2 separate regions of the Homo sapiens genome follow, and region 1 is linked to region 2. The links are chromatin contacts, found by Hi-C or POLR2A ChIA-PET in ENCODE. All regions are on one chromosome and are shown on one strand. The core of a region is the stretch at or near the end of the contact, and the rest is flanking DNA. Distances in the headings are between cores, read along the strand shown. Region 1 overlaps LINC01934 (long intergenic non-protein coding RNA 1934). Region 2 holds the start of EPCART (ERG-positive prostate cancer associated androgen responsive transcript).

The links. A loop is a pair of places that touch in the nucleus more often than their neighbours do. ChIA-PET counts read pairs that join two places held with the same protein, here RNA polymerase II (POLR2A). Pooled maps may share reads with other maps.
Region 1: a map with no recorded cell type shows a loop between it and region 2 (4-fold over the local background). The contact joins the enhancer-like site here to the promoter of EPCART in region 2. A Hi-C loop is called at or near these places in 1 of 37 single-sample maps with no recorded cell type and 3 of 50 pooled maps. POLR2A ChIA-PET finds 5 or more read pairs at or near these places in 2 of 52 experiments (PC-9 and activated B cell).

The regions. Positions count from the first base shown.
Region 1 is chr2:181,308,603-181,313,552 of GRCh38, reverse strand. All of the region lies in intron 3 of LINC01934 (long intergenic non-protein coding RNA 1934), which reads right to left. Among named protein-coding and RNA genes, the nearest start is that of MIR4437, 5.4 kb to the right of the region's middle. RefSeq lists an enhancer at 636-685 and a silencer at 3,605-3,805. Within about 2 kb of position 1,517, at least 7 of the 41 ENCODE cell types and tissues checked have a DNase peak (open chromatin) inside an H3K27ac peak, as active enhancers do.
Region 2 is chr2:180,123,726-180,128,622 of GRCh38, reverse strand. EPCART (ERG-positive prostate cancer associated androgen responsive transcript) reads left to right here and starts at 3,429. Exons shown (of 4, transcript XR_923634.3): 1 at 3,429-3,943.

The sequences.
Region 1 (4,950 bases), core at 268-2,767, 1.2 Mb before region 2:
TTTTCTTTTAAGCAAATATTTGATCTACACATTGATATTGCACTTCTGCACTGTACTATAAAATACAAAATTTCATAACTGACATAACTATTCTTTGTCTGTAATGTGTAATTTCACAAGTCCTTTGTCACAATCAGACATCTGTATGCTGTGTCTTATGATCAGGAAGAGAAAAGACAATGAAGCTAAAGAGGCCACCCAGAGTAAAAGAACGAAAGAGAGAGAGAGAAAGAGAAAGAAAGAAAGAAAGAAAGAAAGAAAGAAAGAAAGAAAGAAAGAAAGAAAGAGAGAGAGAGAGAGAGAGAGAGAGAAAGAAAGAAAGAAAGAAAGAAAGAAAGAAAGAAAGAAAGAAAGAAAGAAAGAAAGAAAGAAAACCCTGAAAGTTGTTTGTGTTCATTGAAATTTAAGATACGCCAAAGTGCCTCATTGAAAGAGAGAAAACTGTAGAAGACTGAGCAAAAAGCTGGTCTTCCTACTATATAATGTTGAGACTTTTTTTTTTTTTAATGTAAAGTGATTGTAATCACTTGCTCGAATAAAGAAATCTCATCACTCTGGCAACACACTTAACAAACTAAAGAAAAACAAATAATGGAAATCACAGCGTGAGAAAGCTGTACTTGAAATATGCACTTGAGTGTTAGCATCTCTGAACTTTCAGCAGAGTCCTGATTTCGAAGATGGTGACCCAGAGCATGGAGCAGGTGTGAGCCTGGTGACTTTTGCCATGTTCTTTTTTTAGAGTCTGCTGCTGGTATCACTTTTGTCTTTGCCTCTTTAGTCGATTTCCTCATTTGATTGGGTGATTTCTAGAACCTTCTCCAGCTCTCACATTGTTTAACCCTGTACGACAACCTCTTTGGGGTAGCTATAGTGTGACAGGAAACACTAGTAGAGGGGAATTCACCTCTGCTGACCATTGACCCACATTTCCATCCCCGCAAACCACACTTACCCAATACAATTCTCTTTTGCGGATAAACGAGCTAATGATCAGAGAAGTTGAGTAGCTTTCCTTACTCGGCTGAGGGACTGGGAAAGCTGAAAGTCCAGTCAGTCATTTATGGCCCCATAGAACATTTGCTCTCTCTATACCAGCATTAACATTTTATTTGACTTTGCCCAAAATTGTCTATGAAGATCTGATTTAAACAATCTTTAGATTACCAGAAATTCTTATAAAATTCTGATTTCCTCCTTTTGTTGCTGTTGAGCCCTCCATCTGATGTTCTGCTTTCCTGAGACGTGTTTACTTAAACCATTGAGAGTGTATGTTTCCTCAAAGACATATTTCTCCAGAGAAAGGCTGAAAATACTATTTTAAGAAAGCTATCATTTTCTTGAGGCAGGTGGATAAATATATTTATGTCTGCTTTTGTTTTTTACTCCCTATTATCTAAAAACAATACTCCGAGGTTTATGTAAATTAGAGTGAACTTTTGCAGAGGGAAAAGCCTTTGCAAGAAATACCGATTACAAGCTGCAGTTCTCCTCCCTGATCACGCCCCACCCTTAGCAGCTGCTTCTGCTTCTTCTAAGCATCTACATCCAGCACTGGGGCATTTAATCTTCTGGTTTGGAGCTGAACATCAGGGTGCAACCAGCCCTCCTACTATACATATGTAATAGAATTAATACGGATTGGAAATAAAAAGACTAGTCATCCCTCAGGCACTGTACTAGACATTGATGTGAACTAAACAGACTTGGACCTCTCCTGGAGGAGCTTAGAGTATAGGGCAGGATCATCCAGTAGCGTCCCCACACACCTTGTATGACTATTTAAACATAAATTAATTCAAATTAAATAGAATTTAAAACTAAGTTTCTCAGTCACACATTGGCCTAATTCAAAGGCTCAATAGTCACATATGGACAGTGGCTTCCCTAATGGACAGCCCGGATTTTAGAACATTTCCATCAATACAGAAAGTTGTAATGAACAATGCTGGTAAAATCTATCACTAGAAGCATGGAATAAAATCAAGGTTCACCTGCCAGGACAGTAACACCAAGTCAGTGCAGGAGAGAAATCCCCAAAAATGGGTTTTCAGGTTTGGCAGAGAACTTGGAAATAGATGTAAATGTACAGATATGCACATACATACCCAAGTTCAATATGTACCTGGATCTATTTCTAGAATTTCCATTCAGTTCCACTCATCAGTCTTTTTATCATGAGCTGGTGACACACTGTTTAAAAGATTTATAGTATAAAAAGATTTAAGTATAAAAGATTTATACTAGGTTTTAACATTTGTTATAACTAGTTCCCACTTACAGCTTTTCTTTTTAGTGTTTTTTTTTTTTTTTTTTTTTTTTTGAAACAGGGCCTCACTCTGTCACCCAGCCTGCTGGAGTGCTCACTGCCTGGCTCACTGCAACCTTGACCTCCCAGGCTCAAGTGATTCTCCTGCCTCAGCCTCCTGAGTAACTGGGACCACACTTGGTTATTATTATTTTTTTTAATGTTTTGTAGAGACAGGGCCTCACTAATGTTGCCTAGGCTGGTCATAAACTCCTGGGCTCAAGCAGTCCTCTCACCAAGGCCTCGCAAAGTGCTGGGATTATAGGCATAAGCCACCATGCCAGGCCCTATTCTTGTGTATGTATTTTTCTGCATAAACTTTAAAATAAACTTGTCTAGCTTCATAAAAACGCATGTTGATATTTTTATTGTACTTTTCATTTTTTCACATATTTTTGTTTGAAATATTTTTCCATATTTTAACCTGATTTTTTTTTCAGAGTATCTTTGGTTATAACATAGATTGCTATTTTTCTTTATAAAATGCAATTTTGGTAATAAATAATAAATTAATACATCCATGTTATGAATTAGTTTTCTTTTTTCATTTTATAAAATTTTAATTGAACTAAAACAAATATAACATTTTATACCTTTTTAAGTGTACAGTTTAGTAGTACACTATACTAAATCTATAGCAGAATTATGAGAGTTTTATATACCATCATTATGATAACAGTCTTATACTTGTATATATATTTACCTTTTATAGAGAGCTTTATATTTTCCTATGGTTTCATATGAAATCATATTATTTCATTGTTTCATTTTTCAATGTGAAGAATTCACTTTAGCATTTTTTTCTTTTATCATTACTTATTTATCTATTTTTAGTTCTGGGATATATGTGCAGGAGTGCAGGTTTGTTACATAGGTAAATGTGTGCCATAGGAAATAGTTATTTTCAACATCAAAATTATGTAAATAATATTTATTGAGCCTATTTTATATTAAGAACATTATATGTATTCTTAAATCCTCACAAATATAAAATATAAATTATTATCTATTTTATAGACAAGAAATCTGAAGCATGTAGAGATTAAGCCACTTGTCTAGAATATTTAAGCTGGGTCTATCTAAAATTAGAGCTCTGCACATATTGAAAACGTGAACTACTGCTTATTTTATAAAGTAACATTTATCAGAGTCCAAGTCATACAAAATTCCATAAAGAGAATGCATTTGGTTTCACTTGTGTTATAACAATCAGAAGAAAGATAGAATAATTATTTTTACTGAATTTGATTTTAAATGGTTGGTGACCACTAAAATGCATACGATAGTCTACAATGAAATAATATCAGACTCAAGAAAGTTGTGTTCCAGCCCCGTCATTATTACTGCTTAGCCAGGCATGTTTTGAGGGGATAGTTAATCCCTCTCTGTAGCTTGTCTTCTCTACTTTGAAATGGCATTGCATGTCTGTTTATCAAAGTTCTGTGGCAATAAAGTGAGTGACAGTACATAACAATGCATGGAGATAACAGAAATATAGTCGGGCAATGATACCTAGAGACCATTTCAAAAGTTGGCCTGGTAAATTAATGAGCTTCAGATTTTTAAAAACCCCAATTTAATTATAGATCAACACTTCTTCCTAGATCATTCTGCTTCACTTATTACTTTTCGTTTTATTTGTATTAAGTCAAAAAGGGTGCCTAATTATCATTTAATGTGTTTCTAAGCCACTACACTCAATTTAAAAATAGCTGCACTAATATATGCTGCCATGTAGATTATATTCATTTGAAAGTTTAACAATTTCAATTATTTTGTTGTAGAAAAAGTATACCAAAAGAATTTGGAAGGATAAATTCTTACAAAACGTATGTGGCTTTCATTTTCAGTACTTCCTATTTTCATTTGGCTTTTTCTCACGGGACTTACATACTTCTGCTTCTTAATAGGAACATTTAAAAACACTAAGTAAACTTTCAAGAGGGTCATTTCTTATTTTGCCCAAGTTGGCTCATACATCTCTAATTTGATTTTTGAGTTAGTAGAGTCAGTTTTGAGGGAAAATGTATTACTAGTCTTTGGGAGGTAGGTGAGATTTGTTTTATAAAATAGCGGCTTATTAATCCACAGTGTATTTTATTTATAAATTTTTGAATGATTTATTTTTCTAGGACTATATGTGAAGCATGTGACTTGCTTTTGTTCCCTTTTAGGCACTTTCATCTTCTTGCCTCTGTGGGAACATCACCATTTTCCCACTCATCTTGAACTCATCTCTTTCTTTCAGCATGTCGTTTTGTCCCCACACCTCATGAGAGAGCTACTTGAAGTAGAATTATTATGCATTTTAGAGATAAGAGATCTAGGGCCTATAGAGATTATGCAACCTTTCCCAGGAGATTTAAGCTGGGTGTATCTAAAAATCAAAGCCCACGTACATAAGAGAGCCACATGTCTATTACTTCCATCCCTATCTAGGCTACTCCAGTCAGGGACTTTGTTACCACAACATTAAACTAGACTAGCTTCAGTACAGCTCCCATTTGAACCACTATACATCCTTTCAAGGTCCTATACACAAATCATCCCCCTTTACCATCCCTCTTCCTCTAACTCTTCCTGGAATTTCTTCTCTGTCCTCACTGACCATTTTATACCAGAGATCCTCACCTTGACTGAAC
Region 2 (4,897 bases), core at 2,180-4,679:
TAGAAGTGGATTCCAATCCTCACAGATGACTTTGAGAGGTTCAAGTCTTTAGTGGAGGAAGTGCACACGTGGCAGAAATAGCAAGAGAACTAGAATTATAAGTGGAGCCTAAATATATGACTGAATTACCACAATCTAATGAAAAAACTTTAAAAGATGGGGAATTGTTTCTTATAGATGAACAAAGAAAGTGGTTTGCTAGGATGGTATTTACTCTTAGTGCAGATACTGTGAACATTGGTGAAATGAAAACAGAGGATTTAGAATATTATGTAAATTTAGTTGATGAAGAAGTGGCAGAGTTTAAGAGGAATGGCTATAATTTTGAAAAGTTTTTTCTGTGGATAAAATGCTATCAAGGAACATCAAATACCACAGAGAAATCTTTGGTGAAAGGAAGAATCCAGCAACGTGGCAAACCTTATCGTCTCATTTTTTAAAATTGCTGCAGCCACCCCAGCCTTCAGCAGCCACCACACTGATCAGTCAGCAGCCATCAACATCCAGGCAAGACTCTACCAGTAAAAGAATTACAACTCACTAATTTCAGATGACTGTTAGCATTTCTTAACAATATTTTTAAATTAAGATGTGTACATTTAAAGAAATGCTATTGTACACTTAATAGACTACATTATAGTGTAAACATAACTTTTACATGTGCTTAGAAACCAAAAAATCAGTGTGACTCGCTTTATTGCAGTATTTGATTTATTGCAGTGGTCTGGAACTGAACCTGCAATATCTCCAAGGTATGCCTGTATTCAAAATACAAAATCCAAAACAATTCTCCTCTTCCAAGCATTTCAAATAAGGAGTACTCAACCTGTAGTGCCATTGGAATTGAGGTTTACCAATTAAAGGACAAACTAGATCCAATGTAAAATAAGTTCCTCAAACTCTTTGCTAATCTCCAACAGACAGAAGTGCTTAACGTTTGTTAGGGAGACTGTGTGTGCAATTTTAAATCTAAACTAAATCTAAACTGTAATTTCAAAAGTTTGCCCCTTCCTAATTATTATTTCTCCATATGTAGGAGATTGCCTAAATTATTTATAGGTCATGCTGCCTTAGAGATATCTATAGTAATGAAATAAATCCTCAGAATCCAAGAAACCTTTGTCTGGTACACAAGACGCCTTAGTAGTCTATACCTTTTTTTAATTCTCCAAACTGCCCATAAGTCAATGAGTTTGGAAACCAAAAAATCAGTGTGACTTGCTTAGGAAAAGAATCACTTAGGAAAAAAATCACTTGAAAAAAGAGCATTGATCCTCTAAATGAACCAATTTCAAATTTCTATAGTTTTGGCCCTGACATATCCTTAAGTCAAAATGGAAAAGAAATCTGATTCCCTATTCTTTAATTCACTTTCCTTTTTTTCCAGCCTGTTCCACTTTTTCCTTGGGCTCCCTTTTCCCAAAGCTCCCAATTTTCTCACCTAGTCTTTATTCACAGACAATGACTTAATCAACTTTTGTGGGATTAAGGACCTAACAAATTATTTCTTTTAGTACCATTTACATTTCCTAAGTGGTACACCTAGAGAAGGATTAATAAGGTATCACCGAAAGCTTCTGGAGATGGTTTCTAGATGCCCCTTGGTGCAAAGAATTAAGCCTATACTTCTATACTAAGTTGAAGTATATTTCATACTTCACATGTCACAATTATATTTCCCTCCAGCTTTCATTCTACCTATTATTAAGAATTTTACATGGAAACATATAGGATTTTCCAGGATAAAGAAAATCTTTTACAAAGAGTTTCATGAAACTCACTTTGTTCCATACAAAAGGAGTTTTGGTTATAGACCAATATCCAACTCTAGTGAGTAGTTCTACAGTTTTTCAAGCAATTATGATAGAATGTTTTCATTCTCTCTAGTCAGTGTGAGCTCCTAAGATTAAATTCACAGCTTTTCATCAAGGCTGATGTAACTTTCTTACTATCATATCCTTTAAAATAAGGACTGTAGCCTGAGGGTACCTAAGAACATGTGGCAGAAGGCAAAAACAGAAGGTTTTTACAGTTTAGAATATTTTAAACTCAGAATATTGACTATATATTTTTGGTCAGAATTTTTCTTTTAAGTAGCAGTAATATGCCCATTTTGTAGCCACAGTTTTAAATTTTCAGTCTTCACCCCTCCAAAACAAAACAAAACACAAAACAGAACAACAAGTGAGAAGGAGGAGGGGGAAAGAGAGAAGGAGGTGGTGTGGGGTGGAGAGGAGATGATGCCCCCTTCTGTCATACAACAAAATCCATTTCGAATATCGAAACTTGCCAAGATCAAAACTGGCCAAAACAACAAACTCCACTGTTGAAATTGACAGTACGGTATAAGACAATAACCCAGGTTTCTCAATTGAAATAACTTTGCCACAAATTTCATCTCAACGTCTTTAATATCATGGTTCCCAGCCCTTCATGCTCATTAGTATCCCCTGGGAAGATTTAAAGCTGTACTGATGCCCTAAAACCATTCTCCTGATTCTGATGTGGTTGGTCTAGGGTGCAGCCTGGGCATCAGGAGATTTAAAAGCTCCCAGGGAATTGTATGTGCAGGTACTCAGTGTTTATCAAAAGACAGAAGACACAGCTATTCCAGACACCTGTTTGAACTGATTGATGGCAACCCAGCTTCATTAGATGTCTACCTAGTGTTGAATCTTTGTAGCATCCCCCACATTTGTTCCGTGAAACAGGGACAATAGGAGATCACAGTCTTACATAGCTCTCTGACCCATTAATCAACGGGTTGTTCCTCTCTGGTTCTCTCTGTGGGTTCTGACTCATGCTGCAGTAGAGAAAAAAGACAAACAGCCTAGCCAATAAACGACCGCTGCTACGCGATCTCCTTTGACTACAGTAAAGGGCCAGAAACTGCCTTTGGGAGTGCAGAGACAGTGTAGGAACGATGCTGCCATCTGGCTGCCTTCCTGGGCATCTCTTTAAAAAAAAAAAAAAAAAAAAAGTGAGTTACTAATCATACTCTCCTACATTTACACATTAGATACAGGCTTCACTATTCCTTTGCAGTGAGGACTCCTCAGTGACAGGCAGAACCCAAAGGGAGAGCAAAGCAGCCCAAGGGGAGCAGAGCAACCCAAAGGGAAAGCAGAGTAGGCCAAGTAGAACAAATGCTCGCCTTAAACTTTTTTTTCCTTTTTGAGACAGGGTCTCACTCTGTTGCCTAGGGTGGAATGCAGTGGCGCCATCTTGGCTCACTGCAGCCTCAACCTCCCGGGCCCAACGGATTCTCCTACCTCAGCCTTCTGAGTAGCTTGGGACAGCCGTGCACCACCACGCCCAGCTAATTTTTTGTTTGTTTGTTTTTGTACAGACAGGGTTTCAGCATGCTGCCCAGGCTGGTCTTGAACTCCTGGGCTCAAGTGATCCACCTGACTCAGCCTCCCAAAGTGCTGGGATTAAAGGGGTGAGCCACTGTACCTGGCAACACCTTTAAAAATTTCTTCACCCACCTATCCACCTTTAAAGTTGTTCTTTGAGGGCTTTCAGGAATGAGGTTAATCCAAATAGGATAAGGCAGTTTTGTTCCCAGGAAGTATTTAACACACTGGTTCTCAACTTTCCTACACATTAGAATCACCTCGGGGAGGTTTGTGAAAATGCAGATTGCTGGTCTCCACTCCCATCCAATTCAGTAGGTCCGAGCTGAAGTCTGAGAATTTGCAATTGTAACAACCTCCCAGATGACACTGCTGGTCTGGGAAATCACACTTTGAAAACCACTGAACAAATTGTCAAAAAATAATTGCTGACAGTCAGTAATGTAATAAATCCATTAGCCCCCTCCAGCCAAGGAGGGAAGACTGGGTAAAGAAGCCATAGACGGTGGCAGTGACCGGGGTCAAAAGATGTTGCCACTATGGGGTTGTTCCTAGGTATCTATGGAGTAGCATACCAAAAAGGCCAGGTAAGAAGAAGTGGTATGGATGAGGATTAGACGAAAAATGCCTCTTCATTGTTTTGCCTGGGCTCCTCAGAGACTTGTGGGAAATATTGCATCGTCTCTTAACTAAATATTAAATCATCCCTGTGCATCTAATTTAGTGGGGGGCAGACCTGTTTCACAAGCCAAAATAACAGGCTGCAATAACTGAGGATTTTATATATACCCTGACCAAAGAAGTTTGCATTCTCATAGCACCATCTAGTGGAAATTTGGGGATTTTTGTTTTACATCGAACAGCCTAAAATGGAGATAGTTTATGTTATTATGACAGGGAGAGAAGACTGCACGATTTGCTAATTGAGGTGCAATACAGACAAGTAAACAAAAACAGGAAAAATGTGGCTTATGTGAAAGACATTTTTTAACCATATACAACATGTTCTATAAAAACAGAGCAAAGCCGTTAGCTGAGGAACTTGTGTGCACAAAGAAATATGTACAAATAGCTTTTCCAGAACAGTCTAGTAAAAATATGTAGTAAAAGTGGGAAGATTATGTTATATAGAAATATATGTTTATGTGCTGTGTTTATATGCCACAGCCTCAAACCTTCTTATAACTTATTAACAATTATATGAAAATATAGGAACAAAGCTCATGTTCTGTATGAATACAACAGGATTCAAATAACCACATACATTACAAAGAGTTGAATAAATTGAATTCTCTATTTTCTACTGTATAGTCAAGGAAGAGACAGAGTAAGGAGGAAAACAGTTGTCAAATCTGCTGGTGGTTCTGAGAAGGGATCAGAGAGGTAAAAATGCAAGGTGTTAAAAATCTGTTTTACTGGCCCACAAAATGTTGTTTGCAAAACTCTGTTCTAGATGAGCTGATAGTTTAAGGGTAACTGTTTCACTAAATGGTTTGAACTCAATGGATATTAATCAGAAGCAATTTTCTTTTTCTAATCAT